2 separate regions of the Homo sapiens genome follow, and region 1 is linked to region 2. Evidence: chromatin contacts called from ENCODE Hi-C or POLR2A ChIA-PET data. All regions are on one chromosome and are shown on one strand. Each heading gives the region's core, a stretch centred on a gene start or an enhancer-like site at or near the end of the contact. The rest is flanking DNA. Distances are from core to core; before and after follow the strand shown. Region 1 holds the start of PHGDH (phosphoglycerate dehydrogenase). Region 2 holds the start of CD101-AS1 (CD101 antisense RNA 1).

Region 1 (3,519 bases), core at 1-2,500, 2.7 Mb before region 2:
ATATACTGGATCAGGTGAGGTAGAGACTGGGCAGCTGGGTCGACTACAGAGGTCGAAAGTGCAGGCACTGGAGTGAAGAGTTCACAAAATAAATATTCCGGACAAGGCCACCAGGCCCAGCAGGCCTTTTCAAACACGGTGGATAAAGATTTGAAGTAGATTAATTATATATCACAACAAAAGGAGATAAAAATTTGCTAAGACTATAAATCATCTGGGAGCGTTTGGGATCGGATTCTAGTCGAGTCTGGTCACTCCCAACCAGCGATAAACCAAAGGTGGGGAGGAGGCTAAATCTGGACCCCAGCGCTCCCCGCCCGCCTCCCTTTCCTCCGAAGGCTCCCAGGAGGCAGAGGGGCGGCGAAAGCACGGAGCAGTCTTGCATCAGACGAGGGGCGGGTACGTGTTTGCTGCCTTACGAGGGCTGCCTTCCCCTCCAGCTGCCCCAGCAGCCACCAGACTGGTTGGGTCTCCGCCAGCTTCCCCCCGCCCCCCGACCCCCCCAACCCCGCCACCGCCAAGGCAGGCTAGAATCGGCGGGGCGGCCCAGAACTTGGTTGGGAAGAATCGCCAGTCCCTGGGTTCCCCGCAAAGAAGCCACTTTGGGGCCCCTCTCCCGATCGCCCCGCGCGGAGGCGGTTGGGGGTTGGGGGAGAGGCGGCGCGAGGCTGCCAGAACAATTGCGCGCTAAGGCGCTGGGGCGCCGCGCTGGCATCCCGCGCTGGCATCCGCGAGCAGCCTGCAGGACCAGTTGGAGCAGCCCGCACTTTGCAATGCTAGCGGAGGCATGCCAACGTGAAAGACGCGGTTGCAAACTAAAAGAAAAGTTTGCATCTCGCCGCCGTTTGTTCTTCCCTCTTTCTGCCTCCTCCCGCCCCCGTTCTTCTCTACCCCCCAATCTCAGGAGGCCCCGGAACTAATTGATACGGGGTGCATGCGAGGGGGGCGCGCTGGCCTGGGCGCAGCCAGCCTTTTTCCATGGAGGTTGCCCTAGAGACCTCAATTTTCTCTCTCTCGCCTTACCTGCAGCTCCGCTATCAGCTCCTCTTTGCTAAGGTTCTGCTTTTCCACCACCTGCAGCCCTCCATCTTGCAAGATCTTCCGGCAGCAAGGGTCCAGGCTGTCACTGATGAGCACTTTCCGCAGATTTGCAAAAGCCATTGCTGGAGTTGGCCTCGGAATCGGCCGCTGTGAGTAGAAGTACCTAAGCCAAGAAGCTGCGGTTCGGCCTGGCGCGCTAGAGTAACTGGGCAGTATTCTCCAGCTCCCGCTCCCCAGTCATCTCCTCCTCCTCCTCCTCTTACAGTCTCCTTTTGATTGGACGGAAATACTCAAACTCTCCGCGACTCCGCCTCCTCCTCGCGGCTCTGAGGTTGCCAAATCCCTGCCCGCTTTATTATCCTCCCGCGATGAATTTCTCCATCTCAGCCAAAGCTCTTACCTACACCTGGTGAGCATATAAAAAGCACAATTTACGCTGACTAGCTGATGCATATCTGAAATGAACGGAGAAATACACCTCATCCTGAGAGAAAAACTTCATTTTCACTTTTCCTCCTAAGGATTCATTTATTAATTCCTTACGAAATTTTTTTTGAGTGGGTAAATGTGCAAGGCACTGTGCTAGACGTTGAAGGGAATTCGACTATCAAAAAGAAAATGTCCAACAATGATAGACTGGATTAAGAAAATATGGCACATATACACCATGGAATACTATGCAGCCATAAAAAATGATGAGTTCATGTCCTTTGTAGGGACATGGATGAAATTGGAAATCATCATTCTCAGTAAACTATCGCAAGAACAAAAAACCAAACACCGCATATTCTCACTCATAGGTGGGAATTGAACAATGAGAACACATGGACACAGGAAGGGGAACATCACACTCTGGGGACTGTTGTGGGGTGGGGGGAGGGGGGGAGGGATAGCATTAGGAGATATACCTAATGCTAAATGACGAGTTAATGGGTGCAGCACACCAGCATGGCACATGTATACATATGTAACTAACCTGCGCATTGTGCACATGTACCCTAAAACTTAAAGTATAAAAAAAAAAAAGATACATCCTCTTTCCTCTGGTGGCCTAACATCCTAGAGTACCAAACACACAGACTTGGAAAGTTACGTAGTGAAAAGCAATAGGAAGCTTTCTGAGACACCAAGGAGCTGTGATTAATTTCAAATTAGTGATGCAATGAGAATTATGAGTTTATAAAAGAGCGGGGACCTGGTGCATTTAAACTAGGCATACTTTGTTAAAGTTATTTATTTCCTTTCCCTCCACTTCCTCTCTAATTATGAAAAAGAAGAAAAGGAAAACGGGATGTCAGTGTGGTTTAATTGACCAAGGAGGCACTTCTCAGCTCTTAACTCTTTTATATTTAAACCCCATAACCGACGTGCTCTCTCATGCCCCATTTTACAGAAATGTCAGAAAATTCAATTTGGGATTAAAGTCACCTAGAATCAGAAGCAGAATCAGAGATGCTCATAGTTGAATTAGAATTCAGCTTTATGGACATATCCAGTCCAACTAACCATTGTGTGTTATGTCATCCTGAGCTATTCATAACTCAAGTGCTAGATCCTTATCCTACAGAACTATGCAATATCAATTCTATAAAGTAATGAAAATTCTATACAGATAATTCCTGGGCACAAATCAGATTTTTAGACACAATGTCCTCAGTGGGTAAAAAAAAAAATTGTCTATCATGTTTGCTTGTTCGGATGAATTGTTATTCCTACATTCCAAGACTCATGAGTATTCAAATTCTCTGTCTCTCTTGAAGTGCCCAGCAGTACCCTGGAGTCTAGGGACAGACAGGGGACCTATCCCAGGAGGCTTAATGGAGGGTCTTGGGAAGCATCCATTTTTGTAACTGCTTTCCTTCAACTCCTCCCAGGGCTCACTAACTGCTTCCTTTCAGTGTAGAATCTAAACCCTGCTATCATTAACATGTAATCCCACCCTTTCACACCAAGTCAAACTTCTTGGATACTGTCTGAACGCACAACCCAGAGGGCCTCCTAAGCCTGATCACCTGTTTTCTTTATTTATTATTTATGACCCACCTACTTTTTAAACAGATCCAAGCCACACAATAAAAGACACTTCTAAACCGTTAAGAAAATAATTAACAGATTAAGAGTCCATTTCCAAGTGAAAAGGAGGGTGTGTGATAATTGTTACATAAGTCAGAAATGTTCCCTCCTTTTAAATTTCTATAGAATTAACTTCAAGTTATCTCACAGTGCCTTAAGCAATATATTTATGAACTTTTCATGTCTTGTTCCCCATGAACTCTCATTTCCTTAAATCAGAGACACGATTTTGTATACCCCCAGTAGTGCCTAGCACCATGCCTTCCACATCACAGAGGCTCAGAAGAGGTTTGATTCAAAAATTAATTTATCCAGTACCTCCTATGGGCTAGGCCCTGTGACACATAAGACACAGCCTTCTTTCCTCAAAAAGAAAAAAGAACAACATTTTAAGAAGAGTACCCC
Region 2 (3,185 bases), core at 151-2,650:
GGACTGTCTGGGCAGGAGAAGGGAGTGGTTAAGGCCTGTCAAGTGAATAGAAACCCAGAGCTGGAAAACACCGGATCCTCAATTTTACAGGTAGGGGAACCATCGGCCCAGAGAGGGGGGTAACCAGCCTCGGGTCACACAGCCAGAATTAGCTGGGCGTCTTCCGAACACGCCACGCTGCCCTGGGATCACCAATTGCTTAAAGGGTCCTGACACCGCAAACTAGGGCCCCACCACTCCTCGGCCCTGTGACGCCCGACAGCGGGGAGCGGGAAGCTCCTCTCGGGAGGCCCCGGGCAGCCACAGGGAGTGGGGCCCAGCTCCAGACCTACTCGGTGGCCCGCACGAAGCTGCACGTGTCTGCCCGGCACACGTAGAAGCTCTTTCCTTTATTCGGGCCATCGCGGACGCCGGTCTTAAGAAAGCAGAAAGTCCCTGAAGAGAGAAGAAAGTGAACAACGATTACGCCACGCTAAATCAACAGGCCCCGGGACGCTGAGACCCTAGCCCCTTACCGTGCTCTGGACACCTAACTTCTTCCATTTCGCTGGGTCCCCCAAGTTCCACAAAGCCCCGCCCCCAATTCTGCTTCCGCCTTTTACTCCGCCCTCTTTGTTCAGGAACCAACCATCACTCAGCTCTTGCAGTCTTAATCCCTCCCATAATTCTCCGCCCTTGGCCTTCACCCGTCCTAGCCGCTATCAGCCAATCATATAGGAACTTCGCTCACCTCCAACCAATCACAGCTGCCCTCAGGTATGGCGCGCGCCGAAATCAAATACGGAGCCAGGGGGCGTAAAGGACCCGGCTTTTGCAGGCTGGGGCGTGGCTGAGGCTGGGGAGAAGCTTAGAAGGTGGCGGGGCTTCTGGAGGAAAAGAAGCTTCGATTTGCAGGTCTTGGAAGACGGAAGGGCAACTCTTGTTTACGTTTAAAACCGAGAGGCGGCCCTAGGGGTAGCGCCAGTTAGCAGGCGCTGAAAGGCCCTGGCTTCGTGGGTGTCTCTGAGCCAGGCTGGCGCTCGTGCGCGCTGGGCTCCGCGCTCAGTCGCTGGGGTGGGAGGCCAGGGGAAGCCGCCGCTGCAGGCCGAGCCGCGAGATTTGCAGTGCAGGAGCCGAAGCGGCGGGCATGGTGGGAGGTCCTTGGAAGCTGCTGCGGGGAACTGAAACGGCTCTGATAGGCAGGCACAAAGACTTCTCTAGGACCCCCTACAATGCTTTACGTTTGCCTCGTGCTTTAGATTTCACAAAGTGCTTACACATAACACGACCCTCCTCACTCGACCTGGTGAGATGGGTAGCATTTTGTGGAAGATTCCGAGACTCAAGTTTGAGAGACTCACCCAAGGTCAGAGTTGGCGAGTGGGCGGTCCGTGGACAGGTGCGCAGGTCTCAGCGCCATTTGGCCCGCGCTGCTGCTTCCTGTGTGTACTGGATGTTCTCTAGGCTCGCCCAGCGTGGAAGCCCCGAGTTACCAGCCGCAACGTGGAAACCACAGAAGGGGAAATAGATGACTTTTGGTGAAGGCGAATTTTACTTTATCATTTTGTATTGTCAAACTTTTTTTTACTATTATGCTTTTGTAATTTTAAAAATCGAAGACGAGGTTAAATAGAAGAAAGGGGACAGTTCCCTTCTATTTAACTTCATCCTCGATTTTTAAAATTTGAAGTTGTAATCAAAACTATTAGTAAACAGAGAGGAATAGATATTAGATTTATTGCAATAGAAATAGTTTCATATTGCAGCTATTGAGGACCATATGTCCCAGACATATGGTGTGGCACCTGCACTGTTCTTATGGGGGCCGTAGAACAGAAAATCTGTAATGTCTAGGAAATCTGGGCGATGTGATAAATGTACATGTTATGGGGATCCGGAGGAAGGGAGACAAACCTGAGGTATCATTTATTAATTAAACAGTACTTACTAAATAGCTTTTTTGTGCCCGTTGTGGACTAGGTGCTTGAGAAATGTAAAATTCATTCATTCACACACACAAAGTTTGAAACAACTATTCTAAGCACAAGGAACTTACTCAGTATTTTGAGGAGACTGAACTAGTACATGTTGAACACTTAAATAACAATATAAAATAGTATTTAAATGTCAAAATGAATGGAGTTAGCAGTAACTCTCTAGGACTAGAGAAAAATGGAATTTCCAAAGTGAAGTTCCTTTATACATAACTACCCTTCCGAAACTTAGATGAACTTAGAGATAAGACAGGAACAACAAATAGGTAGAAGCATTTTCATTATTCCAAGATTGTTATTCTTGCAAATGATGTATTTGTACATGTTTAATAGATGCTGTATTGGAGGTAGTATACCATGAATACAGGATTTGCAGAAAGAGGGGCATGGTAATTAATTATTTCTTGAATAATTTTCGAAACAAGGCAAAATCGGGGCCTCTTAAATATCCCGTTAAGGAAGAAGCTCCTCCTCTGCAAGTACCCAAGTCGGTATCTCCAGTCCAACCTCACAAAAGTGTGCACAGCCAAATCACAGACAGGAGGAATATTTCTTCCATAAATTAAAAATATACTAGATCAAAATGTTAAGTCCCTGGACAACTTATTCCACCTCATCATATTTACAAGATTGAAAAAAATAAGTTTGAGATTGGACGAAAGATGGTCATAACTGGAAACATTTTTAAAATTAATTTTTATGCCCGTTGAGTATGGTGGTGGGCACCTGCGGTCCTAGCTACTCAGGAGGCTGAGGTGGGAGGATGGCTTGAGCCCACAAGTTTGAGGCTACAGTGAGCTGTGATTGTGCCACTGCACTCTAGCCTTGGTGACAGAGTGAAACTTTGTCTCTTAAAAAAAAACTTATGCCTATTGAAATAAATAATAATGAATTATACAACATACACTTTTCAAAATATACACATGTATTGGTGTATGTGTATTAATTTTTATTCTTAATTTATATTTTAAATTTATATTGTTAATTAGCCTACAGACCCCCGGAGAGACCTTGGGAGAATGTGCTTTATGGATCTCTATTTTGAGTAAAGTTTAGAGTTTGTTTTTCCTTAAAGCTTGATTTATTCAAAATAATGTCTAGGCTGGGTCCTAGATTTAGATGGCTTAAAATGCACAGGTTAATTATCCAATAAATTTGTTCAGTATGGAGCTGGTCAAATGCAAAGTATATGTTGGAATTGTTCTAAAACTG

Evidence for each region. Hi-C counts contacts between places; a loop is a spot of excess contacts on that map. ChIA-PET counts read pairs that join two places held with the same protein, here RNA polymerase II (POLR2A). Pooled maps may share reads with other maps.
Region 1: a map of OCI-LY7 shows a loop between it and region 2 (8-fold over the local background). The contact joins the promoter of PHGDH here to the promoter of CD101-AS1 in region 2. A Hi-C loop is called at or near these places in 1 of 168 maps with a recorded cell type or tissue (OCI-LY7) and 2 of 50 pooled maps. POLR2A ChIA-PET finds 5 or more read pairs at or near these places in 1 of 52 experiments (WTC11).

The regions. Positions count from the first base shown.
Region 1 is chr1:119,709,665-119,713,183 of GRCh38, reverse strand. It overlaps PHGDH (phosphoglycerate dehydrogenase), which reads right to left and starts at 1,250. Exons shown (of 12, transcript NM_006623.4): 1 at 1,024-1,250. The coding sequence starts at 1,161. LOC105378937 (a long non-coding RNA gene) reads left to right here and starts at 1,338. Exons shown (of 3, transcript XR_947757.4): 1 at 1,338-1,450. RefSeq lists a silencer at 598-697 and enhancers at 838-927, 978-1,257, 1,398-1,447, 929-1,458.
Region 2 is chr1:117,057,705-117,060,889 of GRCh38, reverse strand. It overlaps CD101-AS1 (CD101 antisense RNA 1), which reads left to right and starts at 1,400. Exons shown (of 4, transcript NR_110786.1): 1 at 1,400-1,517. It overlaps TTF2 (transcription termination factor 2), which reads right to left and starts at 564. Exons shown (of 23, transcript NM_003594.4): 1 at 516-564; 2 at 333-435. The coding sequence starts at 543. RefSeq lists an enhancer at 864-1,023 and a silencer at 1,444-1,493.